Linked DNA regions of Homo sapiens: region 1 is linked to region 2. A link is a loop called in an ENCODE intact Hi-C map of the cell type or tissue named here. Cell type or tissue: mammary epithelial cell. All regions are shown on one strand.

Region 1 (5,000 bases), 600 kb before region 2:
CGCCGCTCCCCTCCTCTGGCCCGAGGACCTGCTCCACGCGGCAGGGCTGTTGCAGCGCACCAGCATCTCCCAAAAACGCGGCTCTCGAGCCCTTGGAGGCTGCTGTCTCATATCGCAGTCCCCAGCCCCTGTGACTACTGAAATTTTACCAAACGAATAATATTACAAAAAATAAAAAACTCAGTTCCTCGGTCACCCTGGTCACATTTTTATTTTTTTGAGACGGAGTCTTGCTCTGTCGCCCAGGCTGGAGTGCAGTGGCGCGATCTCGGCTCACTGCAAGCTCCGCCTCCCAGGTTCATGCCATTCTCCTGCCTCAGCCTCCCGAGTCGCTGGGACTACAGGCGCCTGTCACCATGGCCGGCTAATTTTTTGTACTTTTAGTAGAGACAGGGTTTCACTGTATTAGCCAGGATGGTCTCGATCTCCCGACCTCGTGATCCGCCCGCCTCGGCCTCCCAAAGTGCTGTGATTATAGGGGTGAGCCACCACGCCCGGCCACCCTGGTCACATTTTAGGTGCTCAAGTTATAGCACTGCCCTAGGCCCTTCTATGTGCTGTAAGATGAAAACTATTTCACCAAAACTGAAACCAATTTTTTTTTTTTTTTTGAGACGAGGTCTTCTGGAGTGCAGTAGCGTAATCACAGCCCACTGCATGCAAACTTGACCTCCTAGGCTCAAGCAACCCTCCTAATTCAGCCTCATGAGTAGCATGAGGGACTATAAGCATGCACCACCATAACCAGCTATTTTCTTATTTTTTTCTACAGAGACAGGGTCTCACCATGTTGCCCAGGCTGGTCTTGAACTCTGGGCCTCAAGTGATCTTCCCACCTCAGCCTCCAAAAGTGCTGGAGTTGCAGGTGTGAACCCCAAAGCCCAGCCTGAAACAATTTTGTTTTGAGACGAAGTTTCTCTCTTGTTGCCCAGGCTGGAGTGCAATGGCACGATCTCAGCTCACTGCAACCTCTGCCGCCTCCTGGGTTCAAGTGATTCTTCTGCCTCAGCCTCCTGAGTAGTTGGGATTACAGGCATGCGCCACCAGGCCCGACTAATTTTTGTATTTTTAGTAGAGACGGGGTTTCGCCATGTTGGCCAGGCTGGTCTGGAACTCCTGACCTCAGGTGATCCACCCGCCTCAGCTTCCCAAAGTGTTGGGATTACAGGTGTGAGCCACTGCGCCCGGCCTGAAACAATTTTTATAACACTAAATTATCATTTGCCTTTTGCACTATGTTGGACATCTGCACAGATGGGAAAAAAGCAATCTTTTTTTTTTTTTTTTTTGAGAAGGAGTCTCACTCTGTTGCCCAGGCTGGAGTGCAGTGGCATAATCTCGGCTCACTGCAGCCTCCACCTCCTGGGTTCAAGTGATTCTCCTGCCTCAGCCTTCCGAGTAGCTGGGACTACAGGCGCATGCTGCCACACCCAGCTAAAAAGCAAAAACAAAGGAAAAGAAAGCCAACATCACCAAACTCTACTGTTATCACACACACTGCTGCTGCTGTACAGTCACAAGAAAAAAAATACCAGCCATGCTTAAGAAAATTTGTTTAAAATTTTTCTTCTTTTTTTTGGGTAGAGATGGGTTCTTGCTATGTTGCCCAGGCTGGCTTGAACTCCTGGCCTCAAGTATTCCTCCTGCCTTAGCCTCCCAAAGTCCTTGGATTATAGGCATGAGCCACTGCTCCCAGCCAAGAAAAAATATTCTTTATTTTTAAGACAGGGTCTCACTCTCTCATCCAGGCTAGAACGCACTGGCACAATCATGGTTCACTACAGCCTCAACCTCCTGGGCTCAAGCAATCTTCCCACCTCAGCCTCCTGAGCCATTGGGACTACAGGTGCACCACCACACCTGGCTAATTTTTAAACTGTTTTGTAGAGACAGGGTCTCACTACGTTGCCCAGGCTGGTCTTGAACGCCTGGCCATAAGTAATCCTCCTGTGTTCGCCTCCCAAAGTGCTGGGATTATAGGTGGGAGCCACTGTGTCCACTCATTTCTTAATTAATTAATTTATTTTTGAGATAGGGCCTTGCTCTGTTGTCCAGGCTGGAGTCCAACAGTGGCATCACAGCTTGCTGCAGCCTTGGACCCCTGAGCTCAAGTGATCCTGCTGCCTCAGCCTCCTGAGTAGCCAGGACTACAGGCATGCACCACCACACTTGGCTGATTTTTAATTTTTTGTAGAGACAGGGTCTTACTATGTTGCCCAGGCTAGTCTTGAACTCCTGGCTTCAAGTGATCCTCCCACTTTGGCCTTCCAAAGTGCTGAGATTACAGATGTGAGCCACCACACCTGGCTGAAAAAATATTCTTGATGAGATAGTAAAAAGTATTCCTTGTATTAAATCTTAAGCGTTTGGTACATGTGTGTGGTTTTTTTTTTTGTTTTGTTTTTGTTTTTGTTTTTGTTTTTTGAGACGGCGTCTCGCTCTGTCTCCCAGGCTGGAGTGCAGTATCTCGGCTCACTACAAGCTCTGCCTCCTGGGTTCACACCATTCTCCTGCCTCAGCCTCCCGAGCAGCTGGGACTACAGGCGCCCGCCACCACGCCCGCATAATTTTTTGTATTTTGTTTAGTAGAGACGGGGTTTCACCGTATTAGCCAGGATGGTCCTGATCTGCTGACCTCGTGATCTGCCTGCCTTGGCCTCCGAAAGTGCGGGGATTACAGGTGTGAGGCACCGCGTCTGGCCGCCTGGTACATGTCTTTTATTCTGTGTGATGAAACATTCTGCCTATCTCCTCACACAGAATAAAAGATGTGCGCTGCATAGGCACAGTGGCCACATCAGGAGGCAGTACTTGGGCAAGTGTTGGAATTTACAGCTGAAGTAGCTGCTTGCCCTCGTGGAGCACATTAAAACTTTCAGGAATGACTGAGAGATAAGCTATAGTTACTAAGCTCTGGTTATATGTCAGACATTTTCTCAGAAATGAACAAAGAGGGCCAGTTACTTCAAGGACAACTGACAGTATTTGTTGCCAATGCTAAAATTTGGGCTTTCATAAAAAAATCAAATGCTTTGGAAAACTTGTACATGGGCTTCACAGCTTCTCAAAATTTATTATTAGTATTATTTTTTGAGACAGGGCCTCACTCTGTCACTTAGGCTGGAGTACAGTGACATGATCAAGGCTCAGTGCATCTTTGACCTCCCAGGCTCAGGTGATTCTCCCACCTCAACCTCTCGAGTAGCTGCAGCTACAGGCATGCACTACCATACCCAGCTAATTTTTTTTTAATAGAGATTAGGTTTCGCCATGTTGCCTAGGCTGCTCTCGAACTCCTGAGCTCCAGGCTAGAGTGCAGTGGTGCAATCATAGACCCTGAATTCCTGGGCTCAAGCAATCCTTCCCCCTCAGCCTCCCAAAATGCTGAGATTACGGGTGTGAGCCACCATGCACGCCCTGCTTTTCTAAGTTGGTAAGACTTGTTTGAAGAGACTGATGGTGGTATTAACAAATGTTGATTTTTTTTTGACACTGTATAGTGAAATATGTCAACATATGGAAAATCTGCAGAACTTAAGTGTCAATTGAAAAAAAAATCATGCAAGCACAAAAGATCCATTCCAAGTACAAGATGGATCAATGGATTCTAATGTCACAGACTATGAAAAATCCAGTGCTATAGATTCTGGTTCAATGTCGCAACTAACCTTTAAGAAACCTTCACTGGCTGAATTTTGGTATAGTATCAAAGAATATCCACAATCAGCTGAAAGGGCTACGAAAATACTTCTCCCTTTACCAACTACAGGATTTTCTTCATACACTTCAACCAAAATAACCAATCACAACACAGTAAATGCAGAGGCAGATACCCTTAATAACGCCACTATTCTTACTTATTTTTGTTTTGGAAAAATTGTTTTTCATATAAATGTTTTCTATGGGTGCCATGTAACAGACTATTTTAAATGAACTAAATATTTAAAAATTTTTCTCTTTTTTTTTTTCAGACAACAATCTCACTTTTGTCTCCCAGGCTAGAGTGCAGTGATGTGATCTGGGCTCACTGCAGCCTCAAACTCCTAGGCTCAGGCAATCCTGCCGCTTCCGCTTCTCGAGCAGCTAGAATTATAGGCGTGCACCACCACACTTAGCTAGTTTTATTTTAGTTTTGTAGAGATGGAGCCTTGCTATGTTGCTCAGGCTGGTTTTGAACTCCCAGCATCAAGCAAGCCTCCCATCTCAGCCTCCCAAAGTGCTGGGATTACAGGTGTAAGCCACTGTACTCAAATTTCTCAACTTTAGTTTCCAGTAGAGTAAGCAATGATAGATAATCCACACAACAACTCTCTGGGGCCCTCAATTTCTAAGAGTATAAAGAGCCCTGAGATTCACTGTACTCCACACTCTCCAGGGTCCCTTCCAGCTGCAGAGTAACATGGTCTCAGTCTCTAACATTTCTCTGCAATCTTTCCCAAAAGTGTCATCTGCAGCCTTGGACTTTCTGAGTCCTGTCTCCCATTTCTAAGGTTCACTTGACAATTTTCTGATACCCTGTTATCTCTTTACTGTGGATACATCTCAAATGGATTCCATCCAACTTCCACTGTGAGGCGGGCTTACCTCACACATCTCAGACCCCAAAGATGCCTAACCTACCCCTCCCCCATGTCTCACTACACAGGGTCCCTAGGCGCCACCCTGCCCCTCACTCTGCATGCTCAGCTTCCTCACTGCACCTGCAGAAACCTTCTGCCTCCAAGTCACCCTGTGCTGTCATAATGACCATCTTCCTTAAATTATGGCTTTTTTGGTTATTCTCCTACTCACATACATCACTGGTTCTTTATACTTTTATGAGTAAAGCCAAGCTCCTTAACCTGCTCAAGGACCCAGACACATTTCAACTCGGCCCCTGCCAGCACCATCAGAAGACAGCTCTGCAGCCTGGGTGCCCTCGGAGCAGCAGCTCATCTCTCACTCCTGCCATGAGCCCCACAGGCACAGGGCAGGGGTCCTGCTCAGCCTGAGTGTTTCTG
Region 2 (5,000 bases):
GTCCTGCCCACCTCCCCTCCCCACACTTCCAGGAGCCACAGAGTGGCTGGGAAGCTGGGTGGGGCCCTGGGTGTCTCCATGACTTCCTGGAGTGCCTTGGGCTGGTCACCTGTGAGTAACACAGGCCCCTACTTACTGAGGGCCCAGCAGGGTGAGCCGGGCTCAGCAATGCCCTTTGCATCCCGGCCTGACCACTGCTTGTAGAGGTGGAGGCGGAGGCGGAGGGTAGGGGACCAAGGTGGTGCGTGACCTGGAGTGCCCTCCACACTGACACTGGCTCCACTGGGGCTGGAAGCAAGTCCCTTCAGCAGCTTTGACAGGGCTTTCACTCATTCATTCGTTCACAATCATTCACTCCTTTGATGAGCTGGTCTGTGCCTGGTCCTCGGCTCGACCTGCATGTAGGTATGCCCAGAGATGAGTGCAACAGACCCTGCCTCTGTCCTCAAGGTGCTCACAGCCTAGCACAAGAGGCAGACAGACACAATCCCATAGACAAACATGTGAAGGGAAGGTTCACCGAGGACACACAGTGACAGAGCAGGGGGACTGGGCCTCAGCAGTGGGGGAAGGGGTGATCCCTGCGATCCCAAGGTCATGCAGAAATCAAACACCTCACAGGAAGAGAGTTTCAGAGAGAACACAACCTGTGCAAAGGTCCTGTGGCAGGTGGGTTCATGGCCTGTTTGAGGAACAAGATGGACAATGTGCCTGACAGCCTGGACAGTGTGGGTGAGGGCTGAGGCTCAGGATGGGCAGGTGGAGGCTAGACGGGAAGGGGCCTGGTGCATGTGGGGAGGGGGAGTTCTGCCTCCAGTGGACGAGCAATGAAAAGGTGACGGTGCGTTTCAAGCAAAAGAGGCTAGGCCAGGCCTAGTGACTCATGTCTGTGATCCCAGCCAGCACTTTGGGAGGCTGAGGTGGGAGAATCACTTGAGCCCAGTAGGTCAACACTGTGACCAGCCTGGGCAACATCATGAGACCATGGCTCTTCAAAAAATTAAAAATTAAAAAATTAGCGAGGTATGCTGGCTCACGCCTGTAATCCCAGCACTTTGGGAGGCCGAGGTGGGTGGATCACTGGAGGTCAGCAGTTTGAGACCAGCCAGGCCAACATGATGAAACCCTGTCTCTACTAAAAATACAAAAATTGGCCAAGTGTGGTGGTGTGCATCTGTAATCCCAGCTAATTGGGAGGCTGAGGCAGGAGAACCACTTGAACCCGGCAGGTGGAGTTTGCAGTGAGCCGAGATGGCACCAATGCATTCCAGCCTGGGTGACAGAGTGAGACTCCATCTCAAAAAATAAAATTAAAAATTAGCCTGCTGTGGTAGTGCACACCTGTGGTCCAGCTACTCGGCTGGCTGAGGCAGGAGGGTCACTTGAGCCCAGGAGTTTGAGGCTGCAGTGAGTCAAGATCGCATCGCCAGCTGGGCATGGTGGCTCACATCTGTAATCCCAGCACTTTGGGAGGCCGATCACTTTGGGTCAGGAGTTTGAGACCAGCCTGGCCAACATGGTGAAAACTCGTCTCTACTAAAAATGCAAAAATGAGCTGAGCATGGTGGCGTGCACCTGGAATCCCAGCTACTCAGGAGGCTGAGGCAGGAGAATCACTTGAACCCGGGAGGCGGAGGTTGCAGTGGGCCAAGATTGCACCACTGCATTCCAGCCTTGGCAACAGAGTGAGACTCCATCTCAAAAAAAAAAAAAAAAAAAATCACATCAGCCTGGGTAACACAGCAAGACCCTATCTCAAAAAAATAAAAATAGAAAGAGGATAGGACCAGACTGGCACAGAGTAGGGATCACACTGGCTGCTGGGGGCACAGGCTGGGAGGAGTGGAAACAGGTGCCAGGACAGAAGCTGAGGGCAAGTAGGATAGGCAGGTCTCCTGTGGCCCCTCTGCTGCCCTTATGAGAGGTGGGAAACAGGCCTGGGGCCACCTCATGGCATCAGAGGCTCACCTGTGCGCTGAGCCAACTGCCTGAGGAGGCCTGGTGCTCAGCCTCCCTCACCCCCGTTCCATCGTCCCAGCCAGCCAGCCACTGACTCAGGAGCTGAGGCCGAGTGGGCAGGAAGTCAGGGAGGGCAGGGCTGGCTCCTCTGACAGGTCAGGCCAGTCTTCCTTGCCTCAGGCAGAGCCATCTGGACAACTCTGCCAGGCAGGGGCATCCTGTCTGCCGTGGCACGGGCCAAGAAATGGGGTCATGGCACCCAGCCCCAAAGGTTGGCCAAGTGTTGGCATGGGCCTGACCCCAGGCTGTGTGAAGAGAGCCAAGCTGGGTCTGGGTCTGGAACATGGTACATGAGCCCCAGCCAGGCAGAGGGCCAGAGGTGGTAAGAGGTATTGCCGGCACCTCTCCTGCTGGAATCTGGGCCTGCCACTGGGAAGGGCTCTGACCCTGACCCAGGTCCAGGGGTCTGTCCCAGGCATAAAGTTATAGAAGGTCTAAAGCCCAGATCTGCCCCCGCCCCTCAGCCAGGTCCCAGGAGCTAGAAGACAACCTCAGTACCAACTGGGAGGCACGAGCAGTTTCAGCCTCCGGATAAGCCCCGCCAGCTCTCCCAGGACTCCTGTGATTAGCACCGAGGGGAAGCACCAAGGGTGTGCTTGCTACAAGGAGCAGCTGCAAGGCTCCTCCTCTGTCCTCCCCTCCAGCCCATCCCTCCCGCTCAGGCCCCTTCCCACCAACCCAGACATTCTGCCATTGCGCCAGTTCAAAGCAGGCTGGGTCCCTTGGATCTGTCCCTATCACCCAGGCTGGAGAGTTAGTTAGGATCCTTTGACCCCCCTCCACCCCCACAGCCCCTAGCTCCCCCGCTGTGTGCAGACTGCTGGTAACCAGGTTCTAAAGGCGGGTGGCACCTTGAAACCATACAAGGCAATGTTGGATAAACTGAGAGGGGTCTCCTAAAAGCTTCCCTTGAGCCTCTGGGTAAGTGGGGACCTGTGTAAGGCCAGGGCACAGGATTGGGGCAGGGGGTGAACACCAGGCAGATGGGGTCTCTCCGTCTACAAGAACCTGCCACAGAGGTGAGAAGCTTCAAGGACATCAGGAGGTCCTGTTCCTTGAGGAAAGCCAGGCTGGAGGCTCTTGGAGCCCTCTTTACCCCTGACCCTGGGCATCTGTGGATGCTTCTGAGGGCTTCAGAGGACACAGGGCCAAGGGAAGAGGCAGGGAAACAGTCCGACAAGAGGCTGCACAGCACTGATTGGAAACTCAGATGGTTCTGGGGCCGGGCAGGAAACTCAAGTGAGTGGACAGCTTGGCAGGAGGCAGCAGGGAGTGGTGGGGACTGGGGTGACCCATGAGCCCACATTTTGGCAGAGGGAGCAACCGCCACTCAGCCCCAGCTGAGAGTTCCTGTTCAATGCAAGCTGGGAAGCCCCATTTTAATATGAAACCACCTGATTTTTCAATGTTAGCAGTGCCTTCAAAGTTGTAAAAACTCCCATAAAGCCTGCACTAAATGCACCCAAAGGCCAGCCCCAACCCAGGAACAGAGGTCCGCAAGCCATGCCCTAATCCATGTAGACCGAGAAACGTATGGGTTGTGGAGCCCTGCCAGCCCTGGAAAGGGGCCCTGTGGGGAGAGGGCCCTGTGGACGGGAGGTCCAGAAGGTGACTGTCCCAGCCAGGCCCTGCTTAGCCCTTGACGGCTAGACACAGAGGCCATCCTGCCTTCTGGAGATAACTGAGTCCTCCAGAGACTAGGAAACCCTCCAGCTGGTGTGGCCCAGCCTCCCAGGGATAAGCCTTCAGGCCCCCCAAAGACTAGAGCTAGCCCAGCCAAGGGCCTTGGCTACAGGCCGGGCTGGAGGGGGTGTGGGTGTCCCAAGGCTCTCCGGAAGTCAGGAGCTGAGCTGGGCCCCCAAAGGCTCTGAGGCATGACTGACCACAAACGCGGAGGGGGAGGAGGGCAGAGTGTTTTCCTGGAATCCTCCAAGGCAGGGGATTTTTCTGGACTAGTCCGGCCCCTGGCACCCGCCCCTCCTGCCCAATCAAGGGCCACTGTCAACTGCAGCCCAGGCCCCACCCACCGACGGTGACCACCCCTATGCCTCCACAGCTCAGGCTTGAAGCTGCCAGTAACTGTGGGGCCGTGGGCAGACCACCACTGCCCTCCCTGACACAGCCCCTTCATCTCATAATATGGTGGGGAAGAGAGTCCAGGGCTGCTCACAACTCTTAAGGCTGTCGTGGCTAAGAGGACCCTGAGCTCAGATTTGGCATTGGAGTTTATACTTAGGAGGCTCTTGAAAGGGCTTTGTGTGGGCTGCCAGGAGTTTTTTGAAATTGGGATTAGCTACCAACAATAACACATTGAGAGATTTCACCTAAAAATCTGGATTTCCAGTTTCTCTTCAAAAATCCAAAGCTCTAGCTGGCCCGGGCTGGTCATGAGGACTCAGCCCTTACCAGCCCCACTCCCGCCATCCTGCCTCTCCAGGGCCGCAGAGGCCCTGGGGTGGACTTCTGGCATTTGTCACCTGCCTGGTGCCTCATAGGCATCTGGGCTGTGACGCTTAGGATTCCTAAATAGTCTCTCGCTTTTTACACAAAAAGCAGAAACCTGCCCAGTGTCATCCGGCAAACCCACGACGGGCAAGGTCTCCCCGCGCAGGTCAGGTGGCCGCAGGGTGAGGGCCAGGGCAACCCGGCCCACGAGCCCCTCGGTGGGGAAGGGGCGTGTCTCCACGCGGCTCCGCCCCGGCCAATGGGGAGAGGCCCCGCCCCTGCCGCGGCGGGCCCGCCCCCCGGGACTCTTAAGGCGCGACCTGCCTCCAGCGAGCCGACTCCGGAGCCCGAGCCCGGGGCGGGTGGACGCGGACTCGAACGCAGTTGCTTCGGGACCCAGGACCCCCTCGGGCCCGACCCGCCAGGAAAGACTGAGGCCGCGGCCTGCCCCGCCCGGCTCCCTGCGCCGCCGCCGCCTCCCGGTGAGTTTCTGTGGGGCTGGGGGGCTGCGGGCGGGGAAGGGGGCGCCACGGCCA

Evidence for each region. Hi-C counts contacts between places; a loop is a spot of excess contacts. Peaks named below come from ENCODE experiments on the same cell type or tissue, not always from the same donor. Only the 100,000 strongest peaks of a DNase experiment are listed, where the experiment ranks them.
Region 1: it touches region 2 in a loop (5-fold over the local background); 1 of 110 quality-filtered maps calls a loop at or near these places.

The regions. Positions count from the first base shown.
Region 1 is chr16:3,762,574-3,767,573 of GRCh38, forward strand. All of the region lies in intron 16 of CREBBP (CREB binding lysine acetyltransferase), which reads right to left. Among named protein-coding and RNA genes, the nearest start is that of TRAP1, 48 kb to the left of the region's middle. In mammary epithelial cell, no CTCF peak of the experiment used is centred here; no DNase peak of the experiment used is centred here.
Region 2 is chr16:4,367,048-4,372,047 of GRCh38, forward strand. The region is part of intron 9 of CORO7-PAM16 (CORO7-PAM16 readthrough); the gene reads right to left. The region is part of intron 9 of CORO7 (coronin 7); the gene reads right to left. VASN (vasorin) reads left to right here and starts at 4,801. Exons shown (of 2, transcript NM_138440.3): 1 at 4,801-4,946. RefSeq lists enhancers at 2,107-2,606, 4,183-5,000. In mammary epithelial cell, no CTCF peak of the experiment used is centred here; a DNase peak (open chromatin) is centred at 2,084; H3K4me3 peaks cover 451 bases.